Linked DNA regions of Mus musculus: all the other regions are linked to region 1. A link is a loop called in an ENCODE intact Hi-C map of the cell type or tissue named here. Cell type or tissue: heart. All regions are shown on one strand. Links, peaks and the distances in the headings refer to the core of each region. The heading gives the core; the rest is flanking DNA.

Region 1 (6,289 bases), core at 1,273-5,272:
TTGCATAACGAACCCCACCTTTATCCACGGTCCCCAACTTTATCCATGGTCCACCCCCCCTTCCTCTTCCATGGTGCTTTTCAGTTCCGATCTGGACAAGCCCCAAGAGCCAGGATTCCCCAGGAGTCCTGTGCACATAGGGACTTCCAGAGCTCAGTATCAGATCATTAATCTCCACAGATGCCCATCCCCACCCCCAGCAAGCCAAGCTAATTATTACTCAGATCCTCCCTTGGGTGTTTCAACCTCAAGACAAGGTGCGATGTCCTCCGAGCAGACCTGCCCAGGGAGCCCCAGGCCCCAGCTTCTGTCTCTGTCTTCCAGGCAGGCCTGGCCTCCCCCGAGAACTCGGAGCAGCTCATCATTGCCCTGGAGCCCGAGGCCGCCTCCATCTACTGCCGGAAGCTTCGGCTGCACCAGATGATTGAGCTCAGCAGCAAGGCGGTGGTCAATGGGTACAGTGCCAGTGACACAGTAGGAGCGGGGTTTGCACAGGGTACCTCTGCTCTCTCTCTCCCTCCCTCTGCTCCACCTTCCCAGCCCCCAGGTGCCACTCAGCTTAGATGATGCTAAAGGCCCCCCTCAGGCTGTGAGGGTTGGGATGCTCCACCGGAAGGGTGGGTCTTAAGCCTCTCATTCCCTGGTGTTTCTATCTGGTCCCTAAGATAAACTAAGCATTGGCTACCCCAGCTTGTCACCTTGACCCCTTGTCAAGAACCTGAGGGTGGCCTGAGAGTGAGTCTCAGCCTCGTGTTTTACTAGGCTCTGAGACTGCCCTGCATATTAACTGAGTTACTCTAATTTAATTTGCCTGCTATTCATTCCTCCATTAACACTGTCGACTTGGTCATGACTCACCCAGTGGGCTGCAGGGTGTGATGAGCCCATCAGGTGCCTTGCACACACACACACCGAGTGGGCAGACCTGTCCTGACCCAGGAGATGTACTCTTAGCTGCGGGAAGGAGTACTTGCTCAGTCTGACCCAGGGTGGATACTTTAAAGAGCTTTGCCTTTTGGATAAGTCACTTACATAAATCTCGGTCCCCAAAACTGTTCGCTCCACTGTCTGCTCTGTTTTTGGGTCTATCTAGGCCTCCCAGGGTTCTGGAGAGGTGATGTCATGGTCAGAGCACCAAGCTTGGGTACTAACAAAGAATACCAGAGGTGCTGCACTCCCCAGCTCTGAGTTCTGCTCAGCTCCTAGAAGAGGACCTAGTAGGGGAGAAATGTGCCCTCTGCCCATGTCCACCCCCAAGTGGCCCTGGAATGCCCAGGCCTAGGCAAGGACAGGAAGAACATTAGTGAGTATTGCTTGCTCTAAGCTCGGATCTACCTTTTTCATGGTCCCCACATAGGAAGCCTGAGTCTGCTCTTGCCAAGACCCCAGGCGCAGGCTCGCTCCCAAGCAGATGTAGTTTCCACACCTGTGTGTGCAGTTTTCTGCAGGCCATTCCTCAGTCATCCTCACCAGGACAACTCCGTCCCAGGAGACGCCTTTTCCTTTTAATCCCTAGGTCTGGTCTTTAGTTGTGACCAGGAGGTCACAACTATCCTCGAGAGCTATCCTTGTCCCCAGCTGCTGTGTCTGCTTGCCAGGGGCTATTTGCTAACTCCTTAGATCTGTTCTCCCAGACTGAATGCAGAGATTTTCCCTTAGGCCCAAGGGCTAGATTAGTCCTTATTCTCATGAATCCTTTGTAGAGGGACACCAGGGCCAGCCTTTCCTCTAGGGAACTCGTGTTATCATTTCAAACACACAAAGACTCATCTTTCTCTGCAGTCTGTTTTGAAAGAAGGCCAAACTTGTACCTTACAAGCTATTTCTCGGCTCATAAGCAGAGATTCATATCAGGCTCTATCGACTCCATGACAGCTTTTACATACAGTGTAAGAATGGCCCTCGGCTTTCAGGAAGCATCTGCAGATATCGAGCGAGAGCCTTCCTCAGGAGTTTGGTTTTGGGTTTCCTTGCCTCTAATCTGCCCCGTCACCCAGTGGCTGCTGCTCCAGTCACATCTGTCCCCTCACTGTTGACCTTGTTGCCTTGGAGGGGCAGCAAGAGTGGGGCTTAGGTGTGAGCTTACATTGCCATTGGACTGGCTCTCCCCAGGGTGGGGAGCCGGGGGACCTCAGGGGAGCACTGTTTCAGCACATCTGCCATGCCATGGGTCCTTCATGATCACAAAAGCTACTACAGAGGGATGGAGCTGGCAGACACTGAGCATCCACAGTTAGGGTGCGTAGGGAACAATATTTTACTCTTGATAGGTTTTAATGGGGTCCATAAAAGAGACATTTGTCCAATCTTGGACTTAATCTACCTGAAAAGCTGGGATAGTTCTTTGGGAAGTGAAAAGATGTTTTGTCGGCCTTGCTCAGCTTTTTTTTTTTTTTTTTTTTTTTTTTTTTTTATGAATGCCATTTGTGGCTATCTAAATTGTTTTAGTGAGCTAGATTCCTGCAAGGTCTGAGACATTGTTTCATGTTGTAACTGTGGTGCCTAGGATCTGACTTCAGCCTCCTTGCATGCTAGGGAAGTATTCAGTCTCAAATATACTTCACCTGCCCCCGTGTGGGAAGCAGGAGAGAACCCTGGGTTTGGGGATCCCTCCCGCCGTGTCCCTTTGACCACTTCAGCCCAGGCTCTGAAGAACCTGGAACAAGCTTGGTGTTTGCTGGTCTTAATCATGAGAGAAGTTGATTTTGCACACAGTCTGCTTCTTACAGAAAGAGGCTAGGAGGTGGGGGGTGCTGTTGGATAATCACTAAGGAGGGACTCTCGGGCATTTCAGAAGCAGGGTAGCTCAGGGATATCAAGAACACAATGATGGGGAGAGGGAAGGCAGATGAGGCAGCCAAGCCTTCCTCTGTCACCCCAGGGCTGCTCTAATAAATCATTCATCAGAGTTATCATTTCCTGACCACTAGGTCTCATAGTAGGTGTTCTGCCTCTGGTGTCACCTACTGTGTGTGTCACTCCAGGTATTTCGTAGACAAGTAGGGTGCATTAGGGAAGCAGGAATCTAGACCAGCTAGTGATATCCCCATGTTATAGATCAAGAGACTGAAGCCTAAAGGGCTAAAGTGACTGGCCCCCAAAGCCCACTTGGCTGTGGCCTGCTGCTTTTCTGAGCCCATGGCTCCATTTTTTCAAACTTAGGAATTTTAGATCTTAAAAGTAGTGAAGGTCTTTGGTCTGAGGATTCATATTTCCAAACAAGAAACCTGGGATTTCCAAGTCTTTTGGTTTCAGCCAACTTTCCTCAGCTGAGGACCAGACAGTTACCTGAGCCCCATTGTCCCCTAGGTGGTCCAGTCACTGGGCACACACACAGAGGCTTCCCCTGGCTCCCCTAGGTTCAGATGTTACCTTGTGGGCCAAGCGCCACCATGTGGCAGAAGTGCACATTGTCCTCAACAGCTGCAGGGAAGGGCTCCCAATCCTTTTACCCTAGAGGTTCCCATGAGGAAGATGTGTCCAGCATTCCAAAGCACCATGACGTGAAATGGTTTAACCCAGGGCACCACGGGCTGCTGGGAAACTGGCCCATTTCATTAACCCACTCCCCAGAAGAAAGTTGCCAGAGCCAAGAATCTCGTCAGGGCTTCTTCACAGCTGGGCATGGGCAAAGATGAGGGCTTCTTTCCTTGGAAGGACTGGCTTTCTGGTGTTTGATGCCATGTTCATTAATCCTTTTGGCCCAAGTGTCAGTAAACATTCCATCCCCGAACTCGCCATGCCATTGTCTCCAAAGCTTCAGATGACTGTCTGCTTCTTCATGCTTTCTTATGCTTGGTCCTTTTTATTTCTTTCTCTCTGCTGGCCACTAGCTAAGGAACATGTTCGACGTAACCGGCAGAGTCGGACCTTTTTGGTGGAGAATGTCATAGGAGAAATCTGGTCTGAGCTGGAGGAAGGTAGTGTCTGGGGATGTCCTTTCCCTCCACTTATCATTATTCCTCTTCACCGTTGGCACAAGTGCTTTCATATGCGTTACATTTGCTCTTTGGGAAGATACTCAGTGGCTGGATGCTTTAAAGGCCACTGGCTCAGGGACTGCCCTGCTGGGAGCTGCAATTTTGTATATCAGAAAGCCACAGAGATATACTCTTCCCAAGGAAGATAAGGCTCCCCCATTCTGGAGGGAGTCTTGTGTTAACTGCATGCCATGGGACATGGTGGGGACACAGCCGTGCAATGAATATTTGGTCTTCTAGGGTCTCTCACCCAGCTGCTGTTTCATGCATGCTTAGCCTTCCTTCTCAGATGGGTATGATTGGATTCTCTAGCTATCATCAATTTGCTACGCTGCTAATTAAGTGCCCACCATGCAGATGAGCTGTTGATGATGCTTACTGAGCCAGGTTATCATTCGCCAGCTTGTTTGAGGGGGAACAGACACGGGGTGTATTTTAAGGTTGCTGTCTTCTGCGCCAGGGGACAAGTACGTGGTTGTTGACAGTGGCGGAGGCACAGTAGACCTGACCGTCCATCAGATACGGTTACCAGAGGGGCACCTCAAGGAGCTGTACAAAGCAACAGGTGAGCCTCTGCCTTGCTGCACAGCCCCTCCCCCCAACCCCTCTAGTTCACCCACTTCACATTTCTCTCAGCACTGCAAGCATATGGACTGTAGGTGGTAGAGGGCCCTTCCATCTGTTTACAATTGGAAAGCAAAATTTATCTAAATGTCTTTCAAGCCTCTGCTTGAGTTTGGCCATCAAACTAGATAGTGGCTCTGTTTCTAAAGTTTTACCAGGATTTCCCTGTAGCTTGGCGTCACCTCTGACCGAATCTAAGGCCAGGTTTCAGCACCTGGAATAAGATCACCAAAATAAGGATTGTGCCTTTTCCCCTTGGGAGGGGAGGTCTGCTGAGGCAAGGCCATCAAAAGACTGCACAGGGCCTGAGGTCCACCAATTCTCCAGACGTCACCTGTGGGTTTCCTGAGAAGGGATATTGTGATCTTTGAAGTTAGTTATCTGTATTGATTTTATTTATAAAGAAAAAGATTTAAACAGATAGGTTGCTGCAGGGGAAAAAAATCTGCAGAATAAGATCCCAAGGGTTTTGAGTGTGAGTGGGCATGGTAGTTGTCTGCGTGCCCAGCGTGCCGCAGTGTGCTTCAGAGAACATAGGGAAGGCCTGCGTTTCAGTGCTTGGCCTTAGTCTCTCAGTTTCTCTAATGTCATGGGCTTCCAATTTGTCCTCCACTCAGGTGGACCGTACGGATCCCTGGGAGTGGATTATGAATTTGAAAAACTCCTTTGTAAAATATTTGGAGAGGATTTTATCGAACAGTTCAAGATCAAACGCCCGGCAGCCTGGGTTGACCTAATGATTGCCTTTGAGTCTCGCAAAAGAGCTGCTGCACCAGATCGAACCAATCCCCTGAACATCACTCTGCCCTTCTCCTTCATTGACTACTACAAGAAGTTCCGGGGCCACAGCGTGGAGCATGCATTGAGGAAGAGCAAGTAAGTTGGCTTGCCCCGAGTTCTGACCCTATGCACAGTGTGCTCTTAAGCAAGCAAGCGACTCGACTTATCCATGCCTCAGTTTTATGTTTACTATGGAAATAAGACTAATAATTCTGCTTACCTCAAATGGTTGTTGTGGGAGTAATGTGAGTTCCTATCTGTTAGGCATTTAGCATAGTACCCAGGTCACAGAAAGCTTGGTCTCTGTTTTAGCTGGTATGTAGCTGGTAGCTCCCTCCCAGGGAGCATGGAGGCAGGCAGGTAGACACAGTGCTGGAGAAGGAGCTGAGAATTCTACATCCAGATCTGCTAGCTGAGAGATAAATAGAGATAGGGAGGAACGGGGTAGGGAGAGAGGGGGGGGGGACTGGGCCTGGACTATCATGGGCTTTTGAAATCTCAAAGCCCCGCCCCCACACCCTGTGACATACTTTCTCCAACTAAGCCACACCTCCCAATCCTTTACAAGCAGTGCCACTTCCTGGCGACTAAGCATTCAAACATATGAGCCTATAAGGGTCACTCTCATTCAACCCACAAGGCTGGCTGCTGTAGCACAGCATCTAAAATAGAACTCAGAGTGTAGTAGGTGAACAAACCCCCGTAGGAATCTGTTTTTCCTGCTTCTCCAAGGCCCTAGCTTGCACAGATAGCTCAGTTTACTGTAAAATTAAAACTGCAAAAGTTTTAAATATTAAAAAACCCCACATGTCTAATACCTTTAAAAAGTTGTCTTTGAGCCATATGCATGCCATGAGCTGTGTACGCCCACAGTCATACAGGTGTGTTTTGGGGGTGGGGAGAGA
Region 2 (6,289 bases), core at 900-4,899, 97 kb before region 1:
CAGCTTTGGAGAGAACCAGAATTCCAAGCAGGGAATGAAAGTACAGAGGCCCTAGGCCTAGACTGTAACTGGAGCAGCAGGCTGGCCAGCACTCAGCCTTAGTAGAATGAAGATATGAACTATAAGGAAGTATGAGATTGGAAGATGCAGTCAAGGACCAGACGACACAGCCCCGCGCAGACCACGGCCGGGGTTGGGTTGATTGCAGCATGTAGCAGAGCCCCTGGTTGGATGTGAGCAGGGCCTGTGGGCAGAGGCTCACACTGGCTGCTGTGGAGGGATCAGGCTGACAAAACAGCAATAGCAGGGATAGTGTTGTGAGAGAGACACATGCATGTGGAGAGTTTGTTAAGCCTGACCAAGAGTGTGGAAAATGGAGCACAGCCACTGCCCGCCTCCCCAGCCAGAGTCAGAGCCTGGGCACTTCAGAAACGCAGTGGGGCAACTCCTCCCCTCCCATCGGCCACGTGATGGTGGTCACTACCGTGGATAGTGTGGACAAGGGACCAGGGACGTGCCTCAGGGTCAGAGGGCTTGCTCCACACACTCTGGGTCTCACCCCCAAAGAACTGATGGGGCAGTTTCCTCTGTGAGTTCTACTTAGATATAGAGACGGATCTACAGTGCCTGAGATCCAAGGGGGCTATGAAGGTTTGGGTGTGGAACACTGCTCCTGGGTTCATGCCGAGCAGTCTCATGTCCCCAGATGGTGGGACTGTCTCTGGAGGGTGAACATGCTGGAGGTGGGGCCTCACTGGAGGAAGTGAGTCGATAGGGAGCAGGCCTCTGAAACGCTCTGTCTGGCTCTGTTTTCTGTCACATTCTCTCTGTCCTCTTCCTGGAACCCTCTGCAGCTAGGAGCCCAACTAAGTCTTTCTTCCTGTCCGTCGTTCCTGTATTCTATGACAGAAAAGCAGCCAATGCAGTAGCTGTGGCAGCTTTGTTCTTAATAGAGGAACACCTGAGCCTTCATCAACAGAGGCTAATTACATAAGTCACAGTGCAGGTGTGTGTGTGTGAGTGAGTGAGAGAGAGAGAGAGAGAGAGAGAGAGAGAGAGAGAGAGAGAGAGAGAGAAAGAGAATATATAGGGGTGAATACTCTCCCATACTCTCCCATTCCTGATTCCTAGGAGTGGCAGGAGTGTTCTTGAAGAAACATTTTTTTTCCTTCAGGAACATGTGTGTGTGTGTGTGTGTGTGTGTGTTTCTTTATATATAATATAAAGATAAGACATATGAAACATGAATTTTGTACTTTAAAGCAGGGCAATCTGTATGTACAATGTAGTGAGCCTTTGCTTTGCTATGTGACCCTCCCTGCATATTGGTGTGTTTGTGACTGGAATAATGGGTGCATAGTATTCCACCAGGCAAACACCACATGTCACACCTAACCAGAGTTCCCCTTCTTGTGTTCTGTATCAAGATCACAAACCCACTTTTATATGTCTGCTCCTCAACAATTTAAGTAATTGACGGGTACCCCACCATACCAATTCCATGCGTGCTGGCCTTAGCAGGAAGGTTGTCTCATACCACGATTGGTGTGCACAGAGTTAACTTTTATAATCAAAACAAGTGGACATGGTGGCATATTTGTAATTCCACCCCCCACAGGAGGCTGAGGTAGGAGAATTTTAGTTCAGGGCTACAGAGTGAGTTCAAAGCTAGCTTAAGTCACTTAATGAGACTCTATCAAAATTATTTAAAAAGTAAGGGTGTAGCTCAGTAGTGGAGGACTTGTGTGAGGCCCTGGGTTTGATCCCTAGCACCACAAACCAAAAAGCAAAAAGCAACAGCAAAATTTGGACGTGGTGTACACCCTTAATCCAAGACTCAGTAAGAGGAGGCAGGTGTGTCTCTGAATTTGAGGCCAGCCTGGTCTTTATGAGTTCCAGCACAACCAAGGGTACATAAAGAAACCCTGCCCCCCTCCGCCCCTCCCAAAACAGAAAAGGGCAGCAAAATAATTCCAGAATGTTAAAAATGATGACATACTGTGTGTTTATTGTGCAGATGTCTGACCACAGCATATTATTGAAACAGAAAACAAGGATAAAAAACAAAATTGAGGCGACAAGACTTTGGTAGCCCTATTTCTGTGTGTTTTCACATATCTTTGAGCACAGGGATTCACAGAATCTGGAGAGATGCTCACCAGCTTCTAATAGGCTTTTCCATGTAATATCCCTTTCGTCCTTTTTAGCACTATAACGTTTTAAGTATTGTGGAGGGAAAACTGTTTGACCCTGGGGGAGATTTACTTGGGAGAAAGATCACAAATTACAGTCCAGGGACAAACTTTTGCATTGGGGTCTGCCCTCTTTTACAGGACGCTTCTTTTCACTTAAGGATTAAATTGTATTCAGTTTCAAATCGCCGCTATTACTGTGTGGAGCTGTATGCAGTTACCAGATGCACCACAAGAGGGCGGTGTTGGAAGGACATTGCGAGCCCGCTGCCTCTAAATCAGGGACTCGAATTTTGCAGGGGAACCTTGATTGCCTAGCCTCCTCAGGACGTATCCTCCAGCTTCCAGTTTGCACCACGGCACAGCTGTTTATCTTACTGTTTCTTCCTATCCCGTTGGAATGTTCCTTAGTATGTTTGTACTTCATCAGCGGCACAGCAGAAGGATTTGGCTGCAGCCTCTGCCCCTCCTACTTCCTGCTCCAGCCCCAGCAGCCCAGTGTCTTTGGCTTAGAGACTTGCAGCTCCAGGGCCCTAACAGGGAACAATGAGTGTCCTGCTCCCCTCCCTGTCCCATCTACTGAACTATACGACCCTCCCCTTCATCTCCCTATTTTAATATATTGTGCCATGCAGCTCTCTGCCTCCCTGTTCCTTCTTCCCTTCCCTCCTAGTCCCACCCTTCCACACCTTTCTCCCATTCCCCCCCTTCTCCCCTGGGTACCACCCGACCCTGAGAAATCTAATCACAAGTGGACTAAGCCCATCCTCTCTCACTGAGGTCTAACAAGGCAGCTAGGGGAAGGGGACCAAAGATAGGCAACAGAGTCAGAGACAGCCACTGCTACAATTGTGAGGGGACCCACATGAAGACCAAACCTCACCTCGGCTACATATGTGTAGGGGGCCTAAGTCCAGCCCATGCATACTCTTTGGTTGGTGGCTCGGTCTCTGTGAGCCCCCATGGTCCCAGGCTCTGTAGGTATTCTCGTGGTGTCCTTGACCACTCTGGGTCCCAATCCTTCCCTCCACTCCTCCACAAGATTCCTGGAGCTTTGCCTGATGTTTAGCTGTGGGACTCCGCCTTTTTTTGGGTGAGCTGCTGGGCGGAACCTCTGAGGACAGTTACACTAGGCTCCTGTCTGCAAGCATAACAGTATCATTAATGTGTCAGGGGTTGGCTCTCTCCCATGGGATGGGTCTCAAGTTGGGCCAGTCATTGGTTGGCCATTCCCCCAATCTCAGCTCCATCTGTATTCCTGCACATCTGTAGTCAGGACAGATTTTGGGTGGAAGGTTGTGTGTGTGGCTTGTTGCCCCCCTCCTTCCACTGGAAGTCCTGCCTGGCTACATGAGGTGACCACTTCACTCCCCATATTCCCTGCTGCGAGGAGTCTCAGCTAGGGTCACCCCCACATCCTCCCAGGAGCTTCCCCATCCTGGGTCTAAGGCACTTCCCAGAGATGCTCCCCCACCACTGATTTCCCTTCTCACTCCCAACCCTTTCACCCCCAACCCCTGTTATCCCCATATCTGATCCTCACCCCCAGTCCCCTCCTTACCCCGTCTCCCACCAGGTCCCTCTCTCCATCCACACCCAGTGTCTTTTTTATTTCCCCTCTGAGTGAGATTCAAGTACCCTCCCTTGAGCTCTCCTGTTTGCTTAGCTTCTTTGGGTCTCTGAATTGTACCAAGGTTATCCTGTATTTTCTGGCTGATATCCACTTATAAGTGAGTACATACCATGGATGTCTTCCTGGGTCTGGGTTATCTCATTCAGGATGATATTTTCTAGTTCAATCATTTGCCTGCAAATTTTATGATTTCCTGGTTTTTAATAGCTGGGTAGTATTCCATTGTGTAAATGTACCATGTTTTCTTTATTCATTCTTCCATTGAGGGGCATCTGAGGTGTTTCATAAAACTGCTATGAACATAGTTGAGCAAGTGTCCTTGTGGGATGGTGGGGCATCTTTTGGGTACATGCTCTGTAATGGTATTGCTGGATCTTGAAGTAGAACTGTTTCCCAATTTTCTGAGCAACCACCAGACTGATTTCCAGAGTGGTGGTACCAGCTTGCACTCGCACCAGCAATGGAGGAGTGTTCCCCTTTCTCCACATCCTCGCCAGTGTGTGCCAACTTGAGTGTTTGATCTTAGCTATTCTGACGGGTGTAAGGTAGAAGCTCAGAGTTGTTTTGATTTGCATTTCCCTGATAACTAAGGACTTTGAACATTTCTTTAAGTGCTTCTTGGCCATTCTAGATACCTTTGTTGAGAATTCTCTGTTTAGTTCTATCCCATTTTTAAATTGCATTATTTGGGTTGTTGGTATCTAATTTCTGAACAGAGCACCAACAGCTCATGTCACTAAGATCAACAATTAATAGACGGGACCTCTTGAGACTGAAAAGCTTCTGTAAGGCAAAGGGCACTGTCAATAGGACAAAACGGCAGCCTACAGATTGGGAAAAGGACTTCATCAACCCCACATCTGACAGAGGGCTAATATCCAAAGTATATAAAGAACTCAAGAAGTTAGGCACCAACAAACCTTTTAAGCTTTTAGATAAGCTGTTCATATTCACAACAAATAGGAAGATAATAAAAGGGAGGTGTGTGTGAAAACCACTTTGTGTCCCCCCACTTCATTCTCTCCCAATGAGATGAATTTTAGTGATGTGCTAGAACCTTCCACCTAAGTCTGCAGAGCTGAATGTGTGGAGGGGGTGAGGGAGGTTGAGTACACATACTCCTGAGGGGGAGGAGGGAGGGAGAACAAGGGAAAGGAGGAGGAGGAGGGAGAGGGAGAATGTGAAAGTCCATTGAGTGTGAGATATGGAAAGAAAATGAGAAAATGTGAGCGAGTGAGTGTGTGACATGGTGTATGAGTCTGTGCGTGACTGGAGAGAGCTATGAGTATATCTGTATGAGCTGTGAGTGTGCACATGAGTGCATCTGCATGAGCTGTGAGTGTGCACATGAGTGCATCTGTATGAGCTGTGTGTGAGTGTGCACATGAGTGCATCTGCATGAGCTGTGAGTGTGCACATGAGTGCATCTGTATGAGCTGTGTGTGAGTGTGCACATGAGTGCATCTCTATGAGCCATGTGTGAGTGTGCACATGAGTGCATCTGTATGAGCTGTGAGTGTGCACATGAGTACATCTGTATGAGCTGTGAGTGTGCACATGAGTGCATCTGTATGAGCTGTGAATGTGCACATGAGTGCATCTGTATGAACTGTGTGTGAGTGTGCAAACGAGTGCATCTGTATGAGCAGCTGTGTGTGAGTGTACACAAGAGTATAAGTTTGGGTGTATGAATAAATGTGTTAGTGTGACAGTGTTTACCTGTGTGAGTTCATGAATTCAGAGGAGTGTGTGGATATATATATGTTGGTGTGACAATGTGTGTGTGTATGACCTGTGAATTTGAATGGTTGGTGTGTGTGTGTGTGTGTGTGAATATGTCAAGTGTGGGTGAACAAGTGTGATGGCAAGTGTGCTTTGTGTGCATTTACATGATTGTATGCTTGTGTGAGTATGTACATGCCTGAGAGTGAGCCAGTGAGAATGGGTGTGCCAGAGTGTTCCTGGGTGTGAATGTGATAATGCTTGTGCTTGGGTGCTATTGTGTAGTTAGCGGGTATGGCCGCCATCCCAAGATGGCGCCCAGGACAGTTGCCAGGTCTTATGACCTGCACCTGACTTCCTCATTACCTCAGACTTAGCCACATCCCAGCCACCTGCACTGCACAGATGCCATGCCTTGTCAGCTCGCCTGAGGTGTCCTCACTTGCTGTGAACCAATGGACCGCTGTTAAGTGACTGGGGTGATTGGGAGGAGTCAGTAGAGTATTTAAGGCGTGCCCCGGGGTTGTTCAGGGGATTCCTGTTCCTGCATTGCAATTCGAAGTGTTCCTGAATAAACCTGCTTGAAGAAGGACAATGTGGTGTTGCGTCTTTCCTGCTGGTCGGGGTGGATGTGACAAGTTGTGGAACCCATACAGGGACTTCTGCTTTGCGAGAGTGCTGCGGGTCCAGAACTTCAAGAGGTCAGGGTAGCTGGCTGGAAAGCTCCCAGGTAAGTGGGACG
Region 3 (6,289 bases), core at 943-4,942, 54 kb before region 1:
TTCAGTTGCCATAATAAAACAAAAGGCAACTCAGGAAGAAGGGATTTATTTCAGCTCACACATTTAGCTCATAACCCATTATTGTGGAAAAATCAAGGTGCTTAGAACTCGAGACTGCTGGTCACTTCATGTGACCAATGGAAGGCAGACAGAAATGAGTGCATGTGTGCTTGTGCCCCTGCTTGCTTATGCTCAACTTGATGCCTCCATGCTCACACAGTTCAGGTCTCCCTGCCTAGGGAATGGTGCTGCCCACAGTGGGCAGCTGATAGAGAATACAAAAGATTTAAATACCATGGAAACAGAGGCAGTTGGTGATGGCCCTTTCTTGCCAGAGAGCTTAGGCGAAGATGACAGCCGGTCCCTAGTATCTAAAGTACTGAATGTAGTCTGGAGCAGTGTCTCAGTGGTTAAGAGTGTTTGCTGCTGCTCTTCCAGAGGACCCGAGTTCAGTTCCTAGCACCCATGTCAACAGCTCACAGGCTTCTGCAACTCTACTACAAAGGGAACTTGATATACCTCTGGCCTCTATAGACACTTGGACTGTGTAAATACATGTACATACGTGTAAGCACACACACACACACACACACACACACACACACACACACACACACAGAGAGAGAGAGAGAGAGAGAGAGAGAGAGAGAGAGAGAGAGAGAGAAAAGAGTGTTAAAGTATTGAATGTTGCACTAAGGGATTGGAGTTTGGCAGAGAACAGTGAGTGGCACATGCCTGTAATAACATCACTTGTAGGTTAAAGCAGAAGGATAGAAAGTCTAAGTCCAGCCTGGGTTACATAGCAAAACCTCATCTCAACAAAACAAAAAACAAATATTCAAACTCAGGGCTTTTTCTTAGGAATGAACACTAACTCCTAGCAGAAGCAGCTGAACAGCCAACTCTGTATCCAGGTCCAGGCACATGTCTCCAGGACACTAGTGGACAGTGCAGTGGTTATTCCTGCCTTTTCATATTATGGCACACCCAAGCCTAGCTGCTTTCCCTTAATTAGAAGGTGTGAGCAGAACCAGAAGGTAGCAGTGGGTGGAGGAAGGGCCAGGGAGAACCCTTCTCTTCTCTATCTGAAGCTCAGCTGAGCTCAGGAGCGTCAGCTGTTGCCCTGATCAACTACTTCCAACCCGAGTCCTCTCTGATTTGGGTGCCTCCTGCTCCTGGCCTTTGGGGCCTTGCTGTGGGACCTTAACTCTTGGATCTGCCTCTGAGATAGTGTGTGTGTTGGTGGGTGGGGTACTGTCACTGTTAGAAAGCAGTCTTGATTAGGAGAATTGGCTTCATCGACACATGTTTTCTACACTCTAGGAGTGGCTTCCAGGTACTGCCAACACCCTGAACAACTGGCCTGGCATCTAGTAGCTCCTGCTTTTAAAACCGCTGTACCCTAGTTTCCAAGCTAGGCATCATGCCACGTAATTGTTTTTAGTCTTGAGAACCTGTTTCTCAGAAGAGGACAAGGAGGCTCAGAGAGGCCCACATACAGCCAGAGACTGCGTTTAGCTATCCTAGTGCAGGCAGAAGACAGTTTGTGAGCACGGGGTGGGAGTCCTCCCCTGAGTTACAACCCCAGCCTGTTTATCACTCTCCTCTGTAGGCTTTGGTAGCAGACCTCAGGTCATCCCACCACCCATAGGCTGCTTGTGGAGGCCTCCCCTAAGTACGGAGATGATGACGAAGTGAGGATGGTGCTTGCCACTGGGATGAGATTCCAGCCAGCCATTTGCTCTTGTGTGATGTTGAAATCATAATTTAAACCTCCCATGCCAAGTTTTCTTAAATGCAGAAACTGACAGCTATGAGATAAGGATATGTGAACGTCAGCATTTAGTGTCAGACCCACCTTGGGGGTGGGGTGGGGAAGACGTAGGGACTATGTTAATGAGATCTTTACCCCTGCATGTACCAAAGAGCAGAGCACCCAGAATCATCTGTTTAGCCAGGCCTTAGCAGGTGCCAGAGGCGCAGGTGTGTGTGTGTGTGTGTGTGTGTGTGTGTGTGTGTGTGTGTGTGTGTGTGTGAGAGAGAGAGAGAGAGAGAGAGAGAGAGAGAGAGAGAGAGAGAGAGAGCAGGCGCCAGCCAGAGGGCAAAGACCAGTGATTCAGTCAACCATGGAAGTTTTGAATTATTAATGTCCTATTTTAATGGGGCCAGGGATGCATCCCGTATATGGAAGGGCAACACAGTCTCTGCGACAAGTACCTCCGTGGGTCAAGAGTTGCTTTGCAGTCCTGTAGGCACCCTGAAGAGGAAAAGTTGGTGGGGGTGCTGGGCCTCAGCCCTGCACAAGTTGTGGCCTGGCTCCCGGCTGCACCAGGGTCTCCAGTGCTTGCTTTGGTGTGCTCCTCTGGGACCTAGGAGCAGAGGCCATTGATGTGGACTGGAGTGTGCTTCGCATGGAATGCTGAGTGTGCAGTGCTTGCTGAAGGGTCTGGCGGGAACTCCAGAGCTTGAAATCCGACCTTGTGCGCTTCTGTGTCCGCCGGGTTGGATCAGCTGCAGAGACCCCTGCTCAGCTATGACCCTCCACCGCCCAAGCTGAGTCCTGGTGCGCTAATGACAGCACGGGGTGTGGCCTCGGCTGGGCGGCGACCAGCGGTTTCAGAGCTTGTGGGAGGAGCCAACTCCCTCCTTCTCCAGGGCCTTGGCTCCGTGGGGCGGGCCCGGGAGGAGCGTGGGGAGGAGCCCGGGCTGCGGCGGCAGCGTCAGAGTGGTGCTCCCGCTGTCCAGAGGCTCAGACCTAGCTCGGGAGCCTAAGATTTAGCACCGGAGGCTCCTTTCCCGGGCTGAGGCTGCAGGACCATGGCGGACAAGGAAGCTGGCGGTGGAGACGCCGGGCCCCGAGGTGAGTGCGGGGCAAGGGGCCGGTGGCTGATTGCCGTGGCTGTGATGGGCTGAAGGGCTGGAAGGGATGAGGTGTGCTGTATATCGCACCTGGCAGCCCAGTCGAGGGCGTTAGAAAAGTGGGCTCCTTGGTTCGGTCTTGCCTCCCTGGCAGGATCACAGAGCTTCTGGACAGGACTTCAGGCCCACTGGGTGGGAGGCCGCCCTTCAGTCACGTGGTAGGTTTGTGCCGGGGTGTGGACTCTGCAACCAGGACTAAATCCTCAGCTGGGGAACCCTAGTTGTTTCCATCACGGGCTGGCTCCTTGGTCAGGGCCGGTTATCATTCCCAAGAGAACCGCCCCTCCTGTCCATCGCCTGAGCACAGTGCTGGGGATGCTACTGCTGACCTGGTAGATGGCCGGCCGCCAGGTGGCCCCGGGTCCTCAACGGCTCCTTTCAGTGACTCAGTGAGGCAGGAGGTAAGATCCTTGGAGAAATCAGATTTAAAACTATCCTCTCTTGCCAGCCCATCCCTCCGGACATAGGAGCCGGAGTGGCGGCAGCAGCTGCAGGCCAAAGGGTGTCCCACCGCTCTCCTCTCATCCTCCAGGATTCTCTGGATTGGTGGTGGTGGTGGTGGGGGGGGGATTACAGAGACTGGGCTGTTCAGTACTTGTCAGAGGCGTGTGTGTGTGTGTGTGTGTGTGTGTGTGTGTGTGTGTGGCAGGGAGCGAGCGGGTTTGGGGTGTCCCATGCAGAGTACTGAAACCTCGCTTCTTACCTTTATGGTAGAGCAGGTCTTTGGGAGCATGGTTGCCGCTTAGATGGTGAGGGAGGGAGTGACTGGGGATCCGGGAAGAGAATGAAATGCTTTCCCAGCCAGAGTTGTAAATCAAGGCTTCGCCGCCCGCACAGGGGATGGGCTGGTCAGGATTCCAGTCTTCTTCCTGTGCATCTCAAGTGGGGAAAGTTGATTGCGGGAGGCGCTGCGCGTGTCCCTGACCTAACAGGGCCTTGGCTAGAGTGGATACCCGAGCCAGCTTCCCAGGAGCTCTAAGCAAGCTGCTGTGCAAGGATGACAGTAGCATGCCCGGACTTAAGGCGAAATCCAGGTTGCGGAGGAGAGCTCTGTGCTTTACAGAGACCCAAAGCCGGGAAACTGAGGCCAGCAGCCATGCAGCTGGTTGACATTGGCAATTGTTTTCTCTGCCCTGGTGTGGGTTGGATACAGCCCCCTCTTCTGTTGCTCTCCTAGCTGCACCTGCCCCCTCCCCAGCCCATTGTTCCTGCGGATCTGGGAGGTTCCTCCCCAGCCTTCAAGCACTGCAGTGGCTAAGGAGTGCAGGGTGGGGGCTGGGAACTCACAGAAGGGGAGAGGCACAACCCCAGTCCAGGCGGTGTAACTCAAACAGGCACCCTGACCGTGTCTCCTGTCTTGACCTTCACTAGCCTGTGGACACAGGCCACAGACGTCAGGTGCTGGCAGTTGCTTTGTCTGAGCATCACTAAGCAATTGATCGACTCATTTTCCTCACCTTTCTTCTTTACATTGGAAAAAAAAAATCCCAACATTTAAGATGATGGTGAGAGGTGTCACAATTGCTTTAAGCTTGAGAGTAACTGATCCAGTTTCCTGTCTATCATGCTGAGATAATGAGTGGGTGGTTATACCAAATGCAAGGTTGGGTATAAGATCTGTCAAGTCAGAATTGGAGGCAGGGATATGCACCCACTCCCCAGCCCTGATTTGTCTTGTGAAGTCACCTTGCTGCTTCTATCCTATCCTATACATACACACACACACACACACACACACACACACACATACATGCACACACTCACACACATGCACACACTCACACACATACACACATATATACACATGTACACACTCATATACATATATACATATACACACATGCACACACATATACACACTCATACACATATATACCAACAAACACACATACATACACACAAACACATATATACACATACACACTACACACACATACACTCATATATGCATGCACACACTCAAACAATACATATACACATACACACATGCACACACACATATACATACTCATATACACCAATAAACATATACATACACACAGACACACACATACACACATAAAGCACACACATACACACATGCATACACACATACATACACACAAGCAAAAATACATACACACAAACACACAGAGCTGGGACAGATTCACACCTATCATGGGAAACATATCATTGCTCACCTGGGTTTCTTGTAGGGTGTTTTTAGATTCCAAGGAGTTCAAGGCACCTTGGTATGGAAAACATCTGGAGCCTAGTCACCCGAAGGGCAAGTGTGCCTGGCAACTCATTGTGCTTTTTTGAACTGTCATCCCTTTATGATTTACAGGACAAATCAGTGCTGGAGAATGGGTGCCCATCCCTGCCTCCAATTCTGACTTGGAGATACACACACACACACACACACACACACACACACACACACATACAAATGGGGGATCAGAGTCCCATTTACTTCTAAGGTTTTGCCATTGTGTGTCCTTTGCCCAGTGATGCATATGCACTGTTTTATTTCTCAAGTCTCATAATAAATGTGTTATCTGCATTTCTTTTACTGATGAGAAATTTAAACATCAAGTAGACAACCTGTCCAAGGTCACAGATTTAGGAAGTTTTGATTAGGATGCAGGCCATCTGATTCTACCTATTTTTGGCCCTCACTGGTGTCATTGGTGGTCACCATACTGTTAGGGATGACAAAGTAGTTGCTTTTCAAGGGATTTTTTCAAGGATGCTCTTGATGCAAATGAATGGATGGATGGATAGATAGATGGATGGATAAGCAGATGGATGGATGAATGGATGGATGGATGGATGAACAGATATATATATATATATATATATATATATATATATATATATATATGCATGCATGCATCTAGGTTGGATGGTAGATGGATGAGTGCATCACACAGGCACCAGGATATTGGTATTTGTGAACCACATTGGTCTCTCATGTTGGAGGGGTGTCTGGGGTGGGGTGGGTGGAATTGAAATGAAATAAGAAGGGTAGAACATAGTTGAACCTGGTTGGTGAGTAGGTGACCCTTTACTGTGTTAGCAAAGTTCCTTAACTGAATATTAATTAGTTAATTCATAAGATCTAAAGGGTCACCTTTGTTGTGTGGGATGTTAGACTGCAGAAACCGAGATGACCTTAAGTCCTTCTCTTCCCCATGACCTGAGTTATTGTGTCAGGAGCCTAGGAGGAGAGCTTGAGTGGGGCACCTGGTGGTTCGGATGTGGGGCAGGTCCTTTGGTGTCTTAGTCAGGGCTGGATAGACAGTGGAAGCCTAGGTATTTTCTCCAGGAGTAGGTGGAGGAGTGGAGCCCTGGGCTTTGGAGATGGGCTTTTCACTACCCCAGCAGTTAA

Evidence for each region. A loop is a pair of places that touch in the nucleus more often than their neighbours do. Peaks named below come from ENCODE experiments on the same cell type or tissue, not always from the same donor. Only the 100,000 strongest peaks of a DNase experiment are listed, where the experiment ranks them.
Region 2: a loop joins it to region 1, with 9 times the contacts of the local background. A loop is called at or near these places in 33 of 42 quality-filtered maps.
Region 3: a loop joins it to region 1, with 4 times the contacts of the local background. A loop is called at or near these places in 12 of 42 quality-filtered maps.

Annotation. Positions count from the first base shown.
Region 1 is chr19:58,803,657-58,809,945 of GRCm38, reverse strand. It overlaps Hspa12a (heat shock protein 12A), which reads left to right. Exons shown (of 12, transcript NM_175199.3): 7 at 325-496; 8 at 3,834-3,920; 9 at 4,441-4,545; 10 at 5,222-5,480. Among named protein-coding and RNA genes, the nearest start is that of Gm41877, 12 kb to the right of the region's middle. In heart, for the core only: a CTCF peak has its summit at 3,393 (motif pointing left); a DNase peak (open chromatin) is centred at 3,395.
Region 2 is chr19:58,900,368-58,906,656 of GRCm38, reverse strand. It overlaps a transcript of Hspa12a not described here. Among named protein-coding and RNA genes, the nearest start is that of Mir3086, 8.2 kb to the left of the region's middle. In heart, for the core only: no CTCF peak of the experiment used is centred there; DNase peaks (open chromatin) are centred at 2,606 and 3,216; H3K4me3 peaks cover 398 bases; H3K27ac peaks cover 546 bases.
Region 3 is chr19:58,857,418-58,863,706 of GRCm38, reverse strand. It overlaps Hspa12a (heat shock protein 12A), which reads left to right and starts at 2,723. Exons shown (of 12, transcript NM_175199.3): 1 at 2,723-2,860. The coding sequence starts at 2,818. Gm52393 (a long non-coding RNA gene) reads right to left here. Exons shown (of 2, transcript XR_003952907.1): 2 at 2,130-3,788. In heart, for the core only: a CTCF peak has its summit at 3,209; DNase peaks (open chromatin) are centred at 2,676, 3,136 and 3,726; H3K4me3 peaks cover 2,011 bases; H3K27ac peaks cover 1,988 bases; H3K27me3 peaks cover 352 bases.